Linked DNA regions of Homo sapiens: region 1 is linked to region 2. The links are chromatin loops, found by intact Hi-C in ENCODE. Cell type or tissue: ascending aorta. All regions are shown on one strand. Each heading gives the region's core, and the rest is flanking DNA. Links, peaks and the distances in the headings are about the cores only. Region 1 has its middle 32 kb from the start of ENOPH1. Region 2 holds the start of HELQ (helicase, POLQ like).

Region 1 (2,915 bases), core at 217-2,716, 990 kb before region 2:
ATATTTTTGAGAATCTTAACTTTGAGGTCTCTAAGGTAATGCTTGAAGGAGGGAGTTACTCTCCTAACTAATCAAGAAAAACTCACGAATCCTGGAGGAGCAATTTTAGAAATGCTTTGAATAAGGAAAAAGAAGTCTTAGAACTATGAGAGGACAGGGGATATAAAAGATTTTATGTTGATAATTTTGATCTAGTAGCCAATTAAGAAATCTAGGGTCTATGAAAATATATGAATAAAAAAGAAAGGAAATGAGTTTAGGTACATCTTAGAAATGGGAATAATTTGTAAATGATGATAAAACCACAAATAGTAATAAAAGGATGAACTTAATACCTTTTTTGGAAAGCTCATAGGCAGATGGCAGAAAGGGGTATATCTTAATGTTATTTAAGGAGTAGTTGGAAAATGAAGAAATGAGAAGATTAGGCACTAGGATCTAGATTAGAAAGGAATTGAATAAAAAGGAAGGCACACAGCATCTAGCCAGCAAAGGATTGAGGTGGAGAGGCATTTTACTACCCATGTACACTGAGTAAGGAGGACAGAAAATCAATAGATTTCAGGAATTAAGAGAAAATTGAAGTATCAGATTTATTTTGCAAAGTAAGGGAAAAACTAGTTGAATGGAATCGTTTTTAGATCCTAGGAAAACCATTCACAAATGATGGAGAAAGGTCGTAGGAAGAATTTGAAAGATAAAGTAGATTGGCAAGAGAGGAAAAATACCTATCTAAGAATGTAAGCAGTGATACACAATGTATACATGTATTGAAACACCACAGTGTACCCCATAAATATGCACAGTTATGCATCATTAAAAAACTTTTTTTAATGTGGATAATGAGCTAGAAGATGAAGTCAGATGAATTCATAGTCCTTATGAGGGGAAGGAAGGCAAAAAACCTCTGGAACTTCCAAAAAGAGGACAAAGGCCTCAGCCTCTTGTTTGCAGAGAATATGGAGGACAAAAGCGTCTTAAAGTTGTGGCTCTTTTTATTCCTGTTTATTAATCCAGATGTACCTCTGTTGTTCTCTTTCCTACAGTGGCGCTGATTTCTAATCTTGGGTCAAAGCCCAGGTTGGTTTTTTAGAAGAGAAGCCCTTAACAGAAGATTCTCTAATCTTATCAACATTTCTGGAGTAGCAGGACTTCTTTTTGGTCTGGAAAGCGGGTTTTAGTTGCTACGCAGAATGTCAAATGTGTAGTTGCACAAGGAAAGGTTGAAAGCCACTGGCTTATTGCCAGGGCAGATGCACGGCAGCCTTTCCCCAGCAGATGGTGCTGTTTCTCCAGACTTGATATGAAGTGTGAGGCTCCACCCCTCCTCCCCCCCTCCCCCAACCCCCGCCCCGTCGCCCGCCAAATACAGCAGATGGAGCTAAGAGAGAGAAAACTATATTTTGTTTATCCTTACAAGCCAAAAGCTTGATGTTGCAAGAGTTGGAGTAGTTTGGAAAAAATGGCAGTAATCCTGAATGAAATCCAACTATCTAATATTCCTTTTCCTCAATAAAAAATTAGTGATTTTTAGCCCCTTTTTCCAGCGGCAGTGTTAAAAAGGGATTGTTTTCAGGGCTTTTTTTATTCCCACGAGTACAAAGTTGAGTATAATATATTCCAAAAGTTTGTTAACCTACCACCTGTGCCCAGATGGCAAAGTGATATTATCCTCAACCTAATATTTAAGAATAACGTGGAGTTTTTACTAAAACACTTGGAGTAACTGACAGAAGTAAAATTTCTACCTTACAAATTCAACCCAAATTTATTCCTTAAATATTTATTAAGCATTTACCTTGCATCCCAGATCTGCTATGAGGGGACAAAGTTCCTCTCTACTCCCATTGTGCATACATTTTTCGAGAAGAGAAACAATGGTGACTAAGACAAGAAAAAATTAGATACTAGTAAGCGCTCTGCAGAGAACACAGGGTAGAATAACTTTACAGGAGGGGTGATGAGAAGGTGACATCTAATCTAAATGACATGGAAGACATGTAGGAAACTAGGAGAACTGGTGTTCCATGCAGATGGAACAGCATAGCACAGATCTAGGGCAAAGCTTGGCCTTTTTCAGGAATTGAGAGCCCAGTGGCTGGATACCATCAGAGAAGTGGGCTGAAGCCAGATGATAGTGCTTTGTACTCCAGTAAGAAGTTTGAATTGTATTCTAAGTATGGTAAAAAGCCCCTGGAGGACTTTGAGCAGAAGATAACCTGAGTGGTTTACATATTTAAGGAATTCTGTATGGAATGGAGAATGGTTTATAAGTGGGCATGACTGCATGCAGGAAGGTGAGTTAAGTATATCAGGGTTGAGTGCTGCAGGCAAAAATCACAAGGAGTTAGGTGTATACAACATCAGTGGAAGAACTGGGAGAAGAGTCAGGGCAACTACCACTGGACTGTGGAGTTAGAGGACACCTCACAGTGGTTAGCTCAGGAAGCCTGCTACCATTGCCACTGTAGCTCATGCCCACGACGCTGGCCAGACTCTGGAATGCCAGGCCCCATTGCTGCAACCTCTCCAAACAGAACACTTCCATCTCTTCTCCAATTAGGGGGTAAAATTGGCACTTGAGAGAGTCAATCTACTGGGTCTGAGAAGGCTGTTGTAGTAATGAAGGTAAGGGATGGTGGTGGCTTGCCTTAGGGTGGTAAAAGCAGAAATAGAAGTGGAAAGATTCAGAATAGGTTTTAGACATGACAGTGACCACTTATTGATTGATTGGATTTGAAAGGGTAACTCTTACATTTTTAGCTTAAGCAACTGGATAGATGATACTACTGGAAAAATAGCAGTGCTGCTGATAATAATGTAAAGCCAATGTAGATCCTGATGTCAACATGACCGAAGAGCAGTTGGATATAAGTCTAGAGTTCAGAATGCTGGCCTGGCTGGAGATCAGATTT
Region 2 (2,915 bases), core at 244-2,743:
GTCTACAGAAAATACAAAAATTAGCCGGGCATAGTGGCATGCTCCTGTAATCCCAGCTACTCGGAGGCTCAGGCAGGAGAATTGCTTGAACCTGGGAAGCGCAGGTTGCGGTAAGCCCAGATCGCGCCATTGCACTCCAACCTGGGCAACAGAGTGGGACTCTGTCTCAAAAAAACCAAAACAAACAAACAAACAAAACCCCCAAAAAACACTTCAGCCTAGGGCTGTACCAAGTATATAATTATATGGTCACATATGGATCACAGACCTATATGTAAATAGATATCTTACAGCTGAAGAAATGGAGGCCCAAAGAGGTTAAATTACTTGCCTAAACAGCAGGTTCAGGAGTGTTACGATGATACTGAGATTCTAATTTTTGAGACAGGGTCTGGCTCTGTCACCCAGGCTGGAGCACAGTGGCTCCAGCCACTGCACGATCACAGCTCACTGCAGTCTTGACATCCTGGGCTCAAGCGATCCTCCTGCCTCAGCCTCCCAAGTAGCTAGGACTACAGGTGCAGGCCACCACACCCGGCTAATTAAGAAAAAAAAATTTTTTTTTTTTTTTGTAGAGACTGGGTCTCTGTTGCCTAGGCTGGTTTTGAACGCGAACTTCTGGGCTTAAGTGATCCTCCCATCTCTGCCTCCTAAAGCACTGGGATTATAGGCATGAGCCACTGCACACGGCCAGATTGTAATTCTTAAAGCTGTACTAAAACAGCAGGAAGACTGGTAGACGTCTACTGAAATGTCAGCGCATTCGAAGTTTCTGATAACTGCAGCGCTTCCCTCCCAGACTACAATCTACAGTGACTGGCCTCTAACAGAAACATGGTTGTACCACTAGACACTCCAAGGAGTTCCTAGGAATTTGGAATTGAGACTGAGAAACTGAATACTGACTTGGAGTGGTCTGCTACACAGAAGACACACAAACCTGGAGGCAGCAATATAGTAAAGTGATTAAGACAACAGGATTTGGAGCAAGAACTGTACTATCTCAACTTTTCAGGGCCTGATTACTGTCGTAAAATCTAGATAATATAACTAGCTTAACATAACGGGTCTTCAATAAACAGCAGATTTTATTTGTACAGTAGGAGCTGCAGTTATCTGGAAGCCTAGATTTGTGTCTCAGTCATGCCACTTAACTGCTGCGTGCACAACTTTTATGTCTCGGGGTTTACATTTCATATTTATATAGAAATGTAAATAACAAGGCAATCAATACCTCCTAAGTGCCGATTAACAGTGGTAACGAAGACGAGAGAAGTAAACGAAGGCGATAAAACTGGTCAACTCTTTGCATCTGGGAAGGATGCCAAAAGTTTGCAGTTTCAAGTTCCAAGTCCTCCGTACCTGGTCTCCCACCCCTCTGTCAGTGGGCATGTGACGTAGGAGGTCCGGGTTTGTATCACCACCTCCAAGGACGAGACATTCCGGGGAATCTGAGAGTAGAAGGGGCTGTACCTCAACCGGCAGTACGCCCGCGGTTTTCCGCCTCCTGTTCTCAGCCACCATTTCCTCCTCCTCTTTCCCCTCATCTCCGGGCACGAGCTCGGCCGCGGTGGGAGCGCCAAAAATACACCCCAAGCTTGGACGGTTCCTTTTGGGGAGAGACACCCGCCGGCGGATGCGGGAACCACATTCATCCATGGCAAGGACCCAGGGCCCTATTCAGACGTCGTTCTCAGTGACCCAGACGCTAAGCCCATATGGAAGGGAGAGTGGGACGCCGGAGCCCGCTTCTACATCCACCTTGGGAAAAGACCCCAAGTTAGCTCTCAGGGCTCGCGGACCGGAAGCACGCATAAACTTCTACCCTGTCCAATCATAAGCCTCACGTGACCTGCCGCGTAGGGAGGGCACGAACAGAAAGGTGCTGCGCATGCGTATTGAAAAACCTCACCTACTCTCGCGGGTCCTCAGCGTTCTCCTGCGGAACCTTTGAACGGGGTACTCGAGCCCACAGGGGAAGAGCAGCGGAAGGGGCCTTTCGGAACGATTTGGAACGAAAGGAAGTGGAAGAAACGCGGAACCATGGCCGCTGTGGTTGCTGTTTGCGGTGGTCTAGGGAGGAAGAAGTTGACACACTTGGTAACGGCTGCTGTCAGCCTTACACATCCCGGGACTCACACGGGTAAAGTCTCCATATCCTATGCTCCATTGTAGCGCTGCAGGCATTAACCTTAGTCCTAATGGTTAGAGTCGTCCCTGTTAGCAAAACGACTCTGGTTTCTAGGCGATTAAGTTTCTCCAAGATGGGTGGGAATCTGTAATTGCCTTTGACTGTTTTAGTGTCGTCTAATCCACTCCTTTAAAGTATTTAAACGTATGAGGAAGTTGGAGTGGTTCTTAAAAAGCAGAGACTTTCCTAAGATCTCTGGATAATCTTAGTGAGGAAGGGACATTTCCAGAGTCGCCCAGCAGCAAATTCCAGATGTCTAAGGTCCCCAAACAGAACAAAATTGCATAATTTTTGCAATTTTATCTTCTCTGTGCTTCTCTATAAATTCTTTCTGGGACGGGTCTGTTACTTTCTTTTTGGTATGACAGTGCCTTTCTGTTGCTTCTCCTATAAGAATTTGCATTAAGAATTTTCTCTAACCATGGAATGAAGGGAAAATAAATGTCAGAAAGAGCAGGTATGGGCGGGAAAATATGTTCTTTTCCCCCTAAGCCCTGGAAAGCACACCCATGTTGAGTCTTACTCTGTCCCAAATATAAAAGTTTTTAACCATTCTGAATATAATACAAAACCTTTCTTTAATATCGTGTCCCTTAATTCATCCTGTCTCCATAAAAACAAAAATCTTTAGCTATTCAGCTAAGAAAAAGAAATGGTTAATTGCTGTTTCTGTTTAATCGCAGTGCTTTGGAGAAGAGGTTGTTCACAACAGGTATCCAGCAAT

What was found. A loop is a pair of places that touch in the nucleus more often than their neighbours do. Peaks named below come from ENCODE experiments on the same cell type or tissue, not always from the same donor. Only the 100,000 strongest peaks of a DNase experiment are listed, where the experiment ranks them.
Region 1: a loop joins it to region 2, with 3 times the contacts of the local background. A loop is called at or near these places in 6 of 110 quality-filtered maps.

What each region holds. Positions count from the first base shown.
Region 1 is chr4:82,461,306-82,464,220 of GRCh38, forward strand. No RefSeq gene overlaps it. Among named protein-coding and RNA genes, the nearest start is that of ENOPH1, 32 kb to the left of the region's middle. In ascending aorta, for the core only: a CTCF peak has its summit at 1,274 (motif pointing right); a DNase peak (open chromatin) is centred at 1,276.
Region 2 is chr4:83,454,035-83,456,949 of GRCh38, forward strand. It overlaps HELQ (helicase, POLQ like), which reads right to left and starts at 1,789. Exons shown (of 18, transcript NM_133636.5): 1 at 1,363-1,789. The coding sequence starts at 1,659. MRPS18C (mitochondrial ribosomal protein S18C) reads left to right here and starts at 2,024. Exons shown (of 6, transcript NM_016067.4): 1 at 2,024-2,143; 2 at 2,875-2,915. The coding sequence starts at 2,044. RefSeq lists enhancers at 1,037-1,867, 1,296-1,345, 1,686-1,795, 1,782-2,076. In ascending aorta, for the core only: a CTCF peak has its summit at 1,680; a DNase peak (open chromatin) is centred at 1,897; H3K4me3 peaks cover 2,488 bases; H3K27ac peaks cover 2,265 bases.